2 separate regions of the Homo sapiens genome follow, and region 1 is linked to region 2. The links are chromatin contacts, found by Hi-C in ENCODE. All regions are on one chromosome and are shown on one strand. Each heading gives the region's core, a stretch centred on a gene start or an enhancer-like site at or near the end of the contact. The rest is flanking DNA. Distances are from core to core; before and after follow the strand shown. Region 1 holds the start of ATG12 (autophagy related 12). Region 2 holds the start of SLC25A46 (solute carrier family 25 member 46).

Region 1 (5,943 bases), core at 3,444-5,943, 5.1 Mb before region 2:
GCTGGAGGAGTGTTTGAGGCCAGGAGGTTAAGACCAGCCTGAGCAACATAGTGAGACCTTTTCTCTATAAAAAAAGAAAAATTTTTTAAAAGTAATTCACCAGAGGATACACTATGGAATCACAACCGAAGGGATTTTTTTGTTTGATAGCTATGTAAAAATATATTTAGTTTATAAAATATAAGTCTCATTAGTTATTTACAGTAATGCACAAATACTGTCAGGTAAGTATTAAAAGACTAAAGGTTACTGTTGTCAAGTCGCTGAAGCTAAGTATCAACTTAAAAAGACAAACCAAGCAAAACATTTGAATTTGTGCAGTCATAGACCAAGGATATAGAAGGCAAAAACGAAAAGGGATGCATTTTGAGTCCAGACTTGAATTTTTTTTTTTTTTTTTTTTTTTTTTTTTTTTTTTTTTGAGATGGAGTCTCACTCTGTCACCCAGGCTGGAATGCAGTGGCACGATCTCAGCTCACTGCATTCTCCACCTCCCCAGGTTCAAGCAATTCTCCTATCTCAGCCTCGAGCGAGTAGCTGCACTTATAGGCGTGCGCTACCATGCCTGGCTAATTTTTGTATTTTTAGTAGAGATGGGGTTTCACCATGTTGGCCACACTGGTCTTGAACTCTTGACCTCAGGTGATCCGCCTGCCTTGGCCTCCCAAAGTGCTGAGATTACAGGCATGAGCCATGGCACCCAGCCCACACTTGAATTCGTAATGTCTGACTCTAGCAGAATGAACCAAAACTTCTGTTTAGCAAAACAGGTGCGCAACTTCCTATTTCTCACATATAACAGCTTGGAGCCACAATCGAATCTAACAATCTATTACAGCATGAAATGGAAATGTGCACTGTTAAAGGGCAGAGATGAATATGTAAGTTGTTATATTTGAGGGAGATAAATGAGGAATGAAAATGAAGTGCAGTAGGATAAACTTGTTGGCAAATGGTTAAACATTTTTTAAACTGCTCAGTGTTAAACGATTACTGTTGGACTCAAACCTCAGCATCCTGCCAGTATATGGAATTGTTAGCTCAGTCACACCTCTAGATATTGTTTAATAAATTAAACTCAATATTTTTATTCATATTGGACATATACTTCTTAGAGACCCCTTAAAACAGAAACAGCTGAGTAACACATATGCCATCATTACTTTTATGCTAAAGGCAGAGATTCTTAAAACCTCTAGTTAGTGAAGGACTACATTTTAAGAGATAGAAGGAAACTCAGCAAGTTAACTAATCCCAACTCTATCCCAAGCTAGGAGATTCTAAATAAATGCATTTAGCAAAGAGTTAGAGAGTTTTCTATGTTCAAGACTCAGTGTTGACTGCTTAGAATGACAAAAATATACCTAAAATCTGATACGTTCCTTCAAGTATTCTATAGGATGGCTGCCACGAGGAATTATAGGCTGTGAACGAGAATACTGTGTCATAACAAAGATGAAAAAAATCCTAAAAACCAGGAGGAGGCTTTGAGCAAGATCAAAGGCTTCACGGAATGTTTAGGTGATGTTTGTGCTGGGCCTAGAACAAGGGGTTGAATTTGTACACGTGGCAATGGAAAGGAAGGACATTCCAGGCAGCAAGAATAGAATGACGCCCTACACAAACAGACACTTCCAACTAATGTTCCCTTACACAGTCTGCTCCTGCTATGTACAAGTTCCTGGGGTTCTTCAAACAGGCGCTCTCCTCAGGGTTTTTGCATTTGCTGCTCCTTCTACCCGGGATGCTCTTCCCCCAGATATCTGCAAGGCTGCCTTTCTTACCTCCTTCAAGTCTTTGCTCAAATGCCACCTTCTCAGTGAGAACTTACCAGACTACCCTATTTTAAACTGTCATCCTCTCACTCTCTAAGACTCTTACCCGCTTTATTTTTTTTTCCACAGCACGTAATACTATCTGGCATGCTATAATACAGCCTACTCCTTAATAGTGCTATGTTCCTCACACAAGAGCGAAAGTTATCTGTTCATCTTCAGATTTTAAAACAGTGCCTGCACATGGTAGGCATAAATTAAATTTATCCGTTGACAAACTGATGGAATGAATGACTGAAAAAAAATAACTGCCCTCAAAAAGGTTATGGTCTAGTGGAGGAAGCAAATGTATAAATAAATAATCTTAAATTATTCCTGAAAGACAAAAAAACACTCGGCAAAACCCAACTTATAGAAACTTAAAACACAGAAACAACTTCTCATACTCCACCTATAAACGGCCAGTGACCACCAGATTCTTCTTTTTATATCTTCTAGCTCTGTGCCCTCAGTGGCACTGTCACTCATACAATGGCCAAAAATGCCACCAGAGCTGCCACTCCTGCCAAAACTGCCACTTCCCACATTAACCGTCACTGCTACCTAGTAAGTGATGGTAAACAATACTTCTGTTCCCACTTTTGGACAAGGGAAAGACAGATTTCTGAGTTTCTAAATTAAATGCATTTTTCAATAGATAGTTAAATTATACACTATACGAGTAGTATACACCGATTACATGGATTAGCCAGGAAACCCACTATTTTTAATATTGCTTAAGTTTAGATATGGAAAAATAATTTTTTGAATTGTTTTACTATTGCAACATACCTTTTTTACACTGCAAATGGATGACACTGGCAAAATGGTTATGACAAAGACTCCTTCAATAAAGGCTGGTACTATATTTTAACAAACAGGTAAAGTTAATGGCATTTTTTCCCATTCGGGAGGATCAACTAGAATTTAATCTGGATTAAAGAATGATGTAGAATTTTTAAACAGACCATTAGTATTGAAGTTATACTAAATTAAAACCACACACGAGTAGCAGAAAATATTCTTTATAGCTAGCAAAAGCAAAACAACTGAAAAAAATGAAGAATAAGCTCAAGATTTCTCACTTCAACTAACACCTCCAGACTGCATTATCATTTTAGGCAAACTGACATTTTCACATTTACTTTGTAATGGCAAGATTGATTTCCATCTGGGACTTATCTGCATAAAAGTGTTAGCCTTGGCACAATTTCAAAATTGAATTGAAAGCTCATTTCTTGCTATAAGCAAAGTGCCACAATACCACACAACAGTTATACCTCACATTAATCCTACCACTGGGAGTCCAATTTTATGTGTTTCAGCTAGCGAATTCTGCCCTCAGGTAAGCACATAACTCTATAAAACCCTTCCTCGATCATCAACAAATCACTTATCTCTACTACCTTAATGCCTCCTGCACTTGTCCATACTAAACAGTATTTACACGTTAAAAGAGAAGTTCTACAAATGCTACTATTCTTCATAAATAGAAAAAAACTATAAATGAGGGCAAATTCCCATACGTGGAAAAATGCCAAACCAGAAGCTGAAATCATAACTTTTAGGTATAGAACCACAGCTCCAATCAGTCAACTACAAACGTCGCCGGTTACTTCGAGGGTAAATAATTTGCAGCCAGCTGGTAAAAAGCCTGATAAAAATATTAGGTCCTCACATATCTTCCTTTTCAATAAGGAGACACCTGAAAGTCACACTGGGCAGTCTGTCACGTATCGAAACATGCAGAAGAGAGACTGTACAGAACGTGCAGTTATCAAACGCAGGAAGCCAAAGTTCCTGTGCTATGAGAGGACCACAGTGAAAAACGGTAGCCCATCTGTCCAAAGAACAGAAAGAAGTCCACCTGGAAAGGATGGGAGTCGGCGGAGGGGGGCGAGAAGAACGAGTTCCACGCCGTCTTCCTCCTCCCGGGCTAACTGCAGCCGCGGGCGGCAGGAAGGCAGCCGCGCGGGGTGGGCTCTTGGGGACTGGGCGCAGGGCTCCGCGGCGCGGCTGGGCTGCGGCTGCCCGATCGGCGAGGGCCGGGCCCCGGGAAGTCTCCAGGGCCTCGCCCGCGCAGCCAGGAAAGCATGCAGCCCACCGACGGGCGGAGGAACCGCCCGGGCAAAGCCACGTCGGTGGCTGACCGCGCGGCAGGGAGGTGGGCACCCTGTCCACACCCACCAGGAGGCTGACAGCTGGCGAGCGCCAGGCGGCCGGGACGGGACAAGGGCCGCAGCGCGCCGGAGGGGGTCGCTCTGAGAAAGCCGCGCTGGGCGCTGCCCGTCGCCAACGACTCCCCCTCGCCCGGATCAGCGGCGGCTGGATACTCACGTAGGGCTGGTAGAACTTGGAGAGCCGCGGCTTCCCGTGGTTGTTGAAGATTAGGATCGCCTTGATCATGGCTGTGCCGGGCCGACCGGGTGGGCACTGGGGGCCAGGGCGGGGGCGGGCGCGCGAGCCTCGCCTCGTAATCTCGCCTGCGATCCTTCCCCACCCGCCCCCTCCCGCACGCGACCGCGCGCGCTCCCGAGCCGTCGGGCGGGGCCCAAGGGGCGGGGCCTGGGCGGGGCAGGCACTAAGGAAAGCGGAAACATTTCTAGGTCCGAGCCAGCGGCCTAACTGGAGTGTGCGCATTCGACCGAGCACAGACACGTTGCCCACCGCTCCTCTCCCGAGGTCTGTAGTCGCGGAGAAACACATGTTGCGTTACTAACGTTCAGAGGTCTGCGACAGCTTCGATTTGAATGACTAGCCGGGAACACCAAGTTTCACTGTGTAATTGCGTCCCCCTACTCCGGCGCCTCCTTTGCGACGCTCCCTGGAGAAAAGCACGCCCACTGCACGCGCTCAGTCGCTACTTCCGCTCTCGAGTGTCTCCAAGCAAGATGGCGGAGGAGCCGCAGTCTGTGTTGCAGCTTCCTACTTCAATTGCTGCTGGAGGGGAAGGACTTACGGATGTCTCCCCAGAAACAACCACCCCGGAGCCCCCGTCTTCCGCTGCAGTTTCCCCGGGAACAGAGGAACCTGCTGGCGACACCAAGAAAAAAAGTAACTGAATTTATTTCCGGGCAGAGAGGCGGGAGGTTCAGATTGCATCCGAGTAGGGGTGGCGGCCAGTAAAGAAGCAAAATTTAGAGGAGCGCCTGTCCTAGACCTGCATTTTGACCAGTCATCAGAAGAAAAGAAGTGTACTTTTTGATTTTTAAGGCCTTTAAGTTGAGTGTTAAAATACCATCTCTGTCTATCGGTGTAGGGCCTGATACTTGGCTGCCACACTTATTTTTATACTGTATTTTTTTGAGTTGGCCAGACTGCGAGCTCTTTGAAGGAGGGAGGGAGCTGAGTGGGGCGGGGGGAGGGGGGTCTCGGTAATTCCAGGTACTTAACACAGGAGCTAATTATTTGAGTAATGTTTTATGGTGGTAGGGGTGGTCATTGGCAAAGCCTGGATTAGAATTCATGCCTTCCAACTTAACTCGCTTTTGCTTTTTTCCCCCTCCCAGTTGGTTGTGAATTCACTCCTTAAACCAAAAACCAAATTCTTATGCAGAATGAAGACTGCTAAGGGAAAGCTAAAGGCATAGATGTTACCTTTTTAAGAAACACATTTTGGAACCTTTGTGAGTTATTTCATTGCTTGAGTCAGCTATCCTCAACCCTTTATTGCTTGAGAATGTTTCCCTTTGTAAAAGAGATTGCTAAAATTACGTGTTCTAAAGCACTCTGTTTAGAGTTAGAGTTGCCTATGGGAAAAGCAGCATATAAGCATCCTCGATTCAGAGAGGCTGATTTCGTCCTTAGACGTTTTCCCCGTTCTGTCTTAAGATGACAGTGGTCTCTGGCCGGGCGCGGTGGCTCACTCCTGTAATCCCAGCACTTTGGTAGGCTGAGGCGGGTGGATCACCTGAGGTCAAGAGTTCGAGACCAGCCTGGCCAACATGGTAAGACTCCATCTCTACTAAAAATATAAAAGTTAGATGGGTGTGGTGGCGCGCGCCTGTAATCCCAGCTACTCGGGAGGCTGAGGCAGGAGAATCGCTTGAACCCGCGAGGCGGAGGTGGCAGTGGGCGGAGGTCTCGCCATTGCACTCCAGCCTGGACAACAAGAGCGAAACTCCGCCTC
Region 2 (6,725 bases), core at 1,551-4,050:
CAATTCATTGTTGCCACATTAGAGTGTGGGCCCAGGGTTTTGAAGTTGTAATTTTTTCAAAAAAAGATATTCTCATTTTATATAAAAGCTTCCAATTTTAAAGTCCTGGACAACTATTTCAAAAACTGTTAACACATTGTCTTGGCCTAATGAAACAAATATCCGGACAGAACCTAAGGGCTACCAGTTTTCAGCTTCTGATTCCAATCAAATAAAAAATTTTCCATGGTTGGCCGCAGCTGATATTCCACCTGCGACTTTACCTCTTATGCTGTAAAACTAGTTATTCACTGTTACTGACGGAGAGCACTTTATTAAACCAATAACTACAAGTAAAGCACCTCTAAATTATTAACTTGAAAGGGTACTTAGGGATAACCAAAATGGGTAAATACAGCTCTCCCCCATCTCTTCAAGTTTTAAATAGTTTGAGGCTAGCTGTTTAATTAATTGGAGTAGGTTACTGGATACCTAAATGCTACTACAGATGGTATGTCTGTTATGTTACTGGAAAAGTTCACAGCTGGGAACATTCCTATGCATATGTCAAAAGAGAAAAGCCTTTCTTCTTGACTAAACTCAAAGTCATAGTGGTGAACTATTACAACCCCAGGGGACCAGACATCAAATTCTAACTATAATACAATATTCACAAGTTACAATTCTTTCTCTCCTCTTCTCTTTCAAGTGAAGCAACTGCCCTCACTATTCCCTTTCAATCAGAACAAGGCCACCTAAGCATGTTCCTGGGAAATTACGCAGTTTACCCTAGAAAAATGTATAAGCTAAATAGAAAGCTTCTTTTACCCACCTACGGTACTTTTACCTTAGATTTTACCTTTTTTTGTTTGTTTTGAGACGGAGTCTCGCTCTGTCGCCCAGGCTGGAGTGCAGTGACGCGATCTCGGCTCACTGCAAGCTCCGCCTCCCGGGTTCACGCCATTCTCCTGCCTCAGCCTCCCGAGTAGCTGGGACTACAGGCATCCGCCACCACGCCCGGCTAATTTTTTCTATTTTTTAGTGGAGACGGGGTTTCATCGTGTTAGCCAGGATGGTCTCGATCTCCTGACCTCGTGATCCGCCCGCCTTGGCCTCCCAAAGTGCTAGGATTACAGGCGTGAGCCACCACGCCCGGCCTTACCCATTTTGTATGTATAGATCATCCCCAAATAGCAACAGAAAATGCTACTAGCATTTTCTGGAAGGTGTTAGGAAGGTTTAATCTTGTTTACTGTGTAAGTCTCTTAGGTGTCTATCTTTGTTGCAAAATTAACATTCACCCACCTGTTAAGGCTGCAAAATAAACCCCTGCTTGTGTCAAGGAACTCCTCCTCATTGTAACCACCAAAGCATAACTTTAAACCGGGAAGAGTCAAAAAGCTAATTGTATGACAATTAGCTAGGTAAGTCATCTATCTTTCTTCACATCCTCATTTACTCACTAGACATTCGTTAGTCTGTTCTTCTTAGTTAAATATTATTGTACTTCCAAGTCAAAGTCGAGGAAATAAGAATAAAGCTGATTTCTACAATAAATTTAATATTAATACCATTAATCTATTATTCTAACAATTCCAGAAGAATAGAAAGAGGTAGCCATTATTCACATTTTATGAATAAAAAAGGATGTTGAAAATATCTACATCATGCAGTGTTGCAGCTTTTCTGACATCCCATGGAGAATAATTATGTCATGATTCCGAAGTCCTATCTTGAAATTGTATCAGTGTTTCTAACTTTTATATGTAGTTTTTAGGTCAGCAGAAGGAAAGCAGAAAGGAAAATTATAGGAAGGAAACTTTCTAGACTGGGGATCTGAAAAGCAGACAAAACTCCTGTGTTCAAAAAGGAAAAGGAAGGAAACTTTTTTTTTTTAGCCTATGTGTCCCATACAGGATTCTTCTACACATCTTAAAGATGAGAAAACTGAGGGCTCACAGAGGTTAAGTTGTTCAGATTACGAGTGGCACAACCAAGTTTGAACCCAAGTATGCTTATGCTGAAAGGCTTCTCTTTTCAGAACACAAAACTACAAGTAAACACATTAATTAATTAATTAAATCAAGAAAATAGAGCTGCCAAAGTGAATCAGGGAACAGTTAATAATCCAATCTCCTTTTTAACTCAGACCATCAGTTGAGACACCAAAACCTCTAAAAATTCCTGCTATGCACCCCATAGCTAAGGCAGATGTCTTTTTTGGAGTTGATCCAGGAGAATTCGTTTGTGAGGAAGAGGAGGCCAGCCTCAGGGGCAGAGGACCAAAGGAGGGCAAAGGGTGTGGCGCGCGATAGGATGAGAAGGAATAGGAGGCGGGATCCTCTGCGCCGCTTCCGGGGTCTGCAGGCCGCAAGCCGCGGCCCCAGTAACCCCTCATCCCTGTGTCGGTCCCCATGCTTCTCACCACTGCTCTGCCCCTGCACACTGCCGCCGCCGCCACTGGAAAAGGGTTCCTCCGTGGGGCCTTCGTACGGGGTGGAGGTGGTGGGCACGCCGTAGGGCGGGCTCTTCTCGCCCCAGTGCAGGTTGCGGCTGCCGGGGATATCTGGGGGAGTCGTCACCCAGTGGCCCAGGTCCGACCCGGTGCTGAAGGACCTTGCAGGGAAGGCGCCGCCAAAGCCCTGCTCGTCCCGGGCACCACCCCGGTAGCCCAAGCCATCAAATCCGTCCGGGCGCCGCGGATGCATCGCAGCGGGGGCAGGATGACGCGAGCCCGCCCGGAGCCCACCACCACCGGGGCCACCACGACCTAAGCACACACAGCTTCCCGTCGGCCGCCGCCGCGTCAGGGGTAAATTCTGACAACCGGAAGTCACGTTGGAAACCCGGAAGTCTTCGGAGCACGTGATTATAGCCTCTTCCGGCAACCATTAAAGGGCACGGTTGCTAGGGAGACGCGGCGGTAACCTGGACCTTAAAAGTTTGTTGTCGTTAGGGAATAGGTGGGAATATGGTTGTGGGATTAATGAAACACAGTACCAAAGAGATTCCAGAAAGAGAACTGGTGTAGGAATAGGGCCTGCATGGGAGGAGTTCAAAGATGCTTCTTGGAGGGAGCCGATAACCCGCGGGTGGAGCCTACCCGGTGAGATCCCGGCCAGAAATACCCCATGTCACAGCTACGCCCCAGATCTCAGTGTTTTCTCACGGGCCTGGTGCCTCGCCTGCTCCGAGGAAGCTAGTAGAGGTTGGAGTTGTGGAGGGTTAATAACGTTCCACCTAGCTTTGTCTCCCGCACTTGGGGTTTTGGATCAAATCTATTGAGAGATATGGTACCGCCCAGTGAACGCGAAAGTACTGTGGACCACCAGAGCAAGCATTTTAAAAGTTGAAGTGCACGTCGGGGGTGAAAGAAACCCACGTACTCGAATACTGTCCTCCTGGAGTTAGAAATTACGCGTTTTCCTTTTCTAAGGCTGTAAAGAAACTATAGTTTTCTGTCGTATTTTTTTCTGATGTGTCTAAATCACTCAGGGTATTGAAATCCCAGTTATATCGTTCAAAATTGGGACCTCTAATTGAATAACTGAGAGGACTACTGTAGAGCGTCCCCTACTACCTGTTTTCATTAGCTCCACGGGCTCTTGGGCCAGGCTCCCTCCCCAGATCTGAGGAAGACTTCCATGGTTTCATCCTATGTTCCTTCAACTCGTTGGAAGCCCAGGATTCCTAGAGCTTTTCCAAGAGAACTCTGACGTGCAGTTCTCGATCTTCCAGATGCGAACCTTGATTGAGAGTGATAATCAACTTTGTTTTGATTGAACTGACATTTTTTTCTGTGGTTTTATCACTTTTTATTTTTTATGGGTGTATAGTAGGTGTATATATTTATGGGTTACATGAGATATTTTGATAGCGTACATTAAAATGTATAATTAACATTTTTAAATAACGAATTGACATTCTTAAATTTGATTGCGATGCAGCTTGGGCAAAGGTGTTGAGTCTCTTGACTGTATAAAATTTAAATGTCCATATAGTAAATTTTAAAATATATAGTAATCACAATTGAAAGGCAAATCACAAACAGAAAAATGACATTTTAACATGGTTTAAACAATGGAACAGTAGCTTTAATGTACAAAGAGTTCATACCAATGAATAAAGGCAAATCAGAAATATGAGCAAAGGACATGTAGAGGCAATTCATACAAAAAAAGGAAGTGTAAATAGATAATATCATATAAAAAGTCCTTTACTAATTGAAAAAAGGTAAATCTTAATTATCTTTCACGTATTAAGGTGTTTAAAAGGGAAAATGCACATTGTCTTTCCAGGTGAGAAGAAAGTAGCTTTCATTAATTTCTGAAGTGATATAAAACATAACTTTCTGATGGAGAGCAGTTTGGCACTATGTATCAAAAACTGTAAAAATAACCATATTTTTTGACTCCAAAATCTTAGAAAACAAATATAGGGGTTTTTTACATGTTTCTGGCATGGATAACATACATATGTTTATGGCATGCTTGCTCATAATAGGAAAAAAATAAGCAGGAATGCAAATATCAAATAATTATTATTGATTAATAATTTATTATTTAAAGTGTATATCCATACAGTTGTTTAACAAAAATATATTTATTAAGCACCTATCTCGTGTCAGATACTATTTTAAGCAATAAGGATAGAATGATAAATAAGCCAGACAAGGTGCTTGCATTGTTAGAACTGACATTCTAGTTTAGGGAGACAAAGAACAGATAAATATATCCTGTCAAATATAGTGCAATGTCAAATAATGACATGATTGTATTAAAAAAGCCTAAGTGAGCAATAAAGGAAGCTTTTTTTTTTTTTTTTTAGAATAAGGAAGTCCTCTCTGAAGAAGTGACCTTTGAGCAGAGAACTGAATGAAGTGAGGGAGTGAGCCATTTGTGAATATGTGGGAGAAGTTTTCCAGGCAGAGCTGAGCAAGAGAAACGCCCCGATAGCAAACTAGGTAGCCAGTGAGAAAGGGTGAAAGTGATAGGAAATGAGAGCTGAAAGGAGGCTAGGTGCCAGATCTTGCAAAGCCTTGTCGGTGGTGAACAAAATTTAGGTTTTTTGAGAGTAGAGGAGTAATGTGACTGTATTGATGTTTTATAGGAATCCACCTGGCTCTGTATGGGGAAGAGTAAAGGCTTCCACCTACTAAAGGCAAGCAGCTGAGGCAAAAAATAGTAATAATTTCATCTCGAGTGATAGTGTAATGGAGATGAGAAGGGTTTAGAGTGAAGATGTTTATAGATTACATTAGAGATGAGTATTAAATGACATGAAAATATTCATGTTCAATTTAAAACATGTACAGTATGAACTTACCTTTTAAAAATTCTACTAAAGATACACAATAGAAGAATGTGCTAAAATGATAGTATTATGTCTGAGCACGGGCTTGCATAGTTTCACTTTTTATTTAATTGCTCTAAAAACTTAGCTTTTTTTTGTAAGAAGAAAAATTATTTTAGAAAAAAATTAGAGCAAATTTGGTTATGGGCAGACACAGCAATAAAGATCTTTCTAGATTACTAAATCTGTTCATATCATTTAATCAGTAGTCTCTAGAGCACTATGAAAGCTCTATCATCCTGTATTTCTCCAAAATATTTCTAAAATAATTATGCTGAAATCGTCCAGAGTTTATTGCTTCAAACTAGTTTGAGAAACTCATAACACAGGAATTAAAACATGAATTTATAAAGTGGCCAATGCATTTTATGAAAACAACAGAATGTTTGTATTAGTTTCTATTGTGGCACAATGAATTACCCCCATAACAAATTGGGCAGCTTAAAACAACATTTAATATCTCATAGTTTCTGTAATTTAAAAATTTCAGAGTGGCTTCGCTGGATAGTTCTGCCTTAGGTTTCCCATGAGGTTCTAGTTAAGACTTCTACTTGGAATGCAGTCATTTTAGACATGACTGAGTTTGATTAGGGCTGGAGGATCCCCTTCTAAGATCTCTTACTCAGACAGCTATAGAAAGAATGTCTTTATTTCTTGCTGATTGCTGTTAATGAGGTTTCAATTCCTTGCCACATGAAGTTCATAGAACATCTTGAATGTCCTTATGACTTAACAGCTGGGAGACAGACAGCAAGGGGGAAACACAATGTCGTTTATGACCTAATTACACCTCATCACTTCTGCCATGTTCTATTTTTTTGGAAGAGAGTCACTAAGTCCAACCCTGCACTTAAAGGGGAAGAGGATTTGACTCTATCTTTTAAAGGGAGGATTATCAAACAATAGCATTTATATCATTAAAATGACTAAAATATTAAATCACTATATAACAATTAATGGGTGGAGGATATTATTAGGCACCAAAACTAATAATAAGGAAATTTTTAGCCCAAATATTAACAGAATAATATAGTTTTTTACTTTGTTCCTTAGTAAATAAAGGATTAATTTTCCTTGAAAATAATATGATAGAAATAGTATAACCACCCCCCAACGGGCTTAATACATATTTTCGAAAGTCCAGTCATTATTATTGTTGAGTTGAAATACAAATGAAAAGTTGCAGATTGTTTCAACAGTTTTCAAGAGTTGGCACAGAATGCTATGGTCCTACCAAACAAAAGTGCCTGTGCAGAGCAAGCAAGTCATTCATTTATGTTAACATTTTGCTCAAAAATTCTGATGCTAAATAAATTCAGCTCACAGGATAAAATAAAAATCACCTATATTTTTTATTCAAGAATTCACTCAGCAACATATATTAAGCACCTACT

The links. A loop is a pair of places that touch in the nucleus more often than their neighbours do. Pooled maps may share reads with other maps.
Region 1: a loop to region 2 is called in a map of CD4-positive, alpha-beta T cell, with 6 times the contacts of the local background. The contact joins the promoter of ATG12 here to the promoter of SLC25A46 in region 2. A Hi-C loop is called at or near these places in 2 of 168 maps with a recorded cell type or tissue (CD4-positive, alpha-beta T cell and naive thymus-derived CD4-positive, alpha-beta T cell), 1 of 37 single-sample maps with no recorded cell type and 10 of 50 pooled maps.

The regions. Positions count from the first base shown.
Region 1 is chr5:115,840,315-115,846,257 of GRCh38, reverse strand. It overlaps ATG12 (autophagy related 12), which reads left to right and starts at 4,693. Exons shown (of 4, transcript NM_004707.4): 1 at 4,693-4,868. The coding sequence starts at 4,706. AP3S1 (adaptor related protein complex 3 subunit sigma 1) reads right to left here and starts at 4,323. Exons shown (of 6, transcript NM_001284.4): 1 at 4,152-4,323. The coding sequence starts at 4,220. RefSeq lists enhancers at 3,477-3,686, 4,677-4,726, 4,737-5,036, 4,425-5,326, 5,330-5,830 and silencers at 3,777-3,966, 4,067-4,446.
Region 2 is chr5:110,735,082-110,741,806 of GRCh38, reverse strand. SLC25A46 (solute carrier family 25 member 46) reads right to left here and starts at 2,800. Exons shown (of 8, transcript NM_138773.4): 1 at 2,405-2,800. The coding sequence starts at 2,687. It also overlaps a transcript of TMEM232 not described here. RefSeq lists enhancers at 462-961, 962-1,463, 2,708-2,777, 2,788-2,917, 3,168-3,217.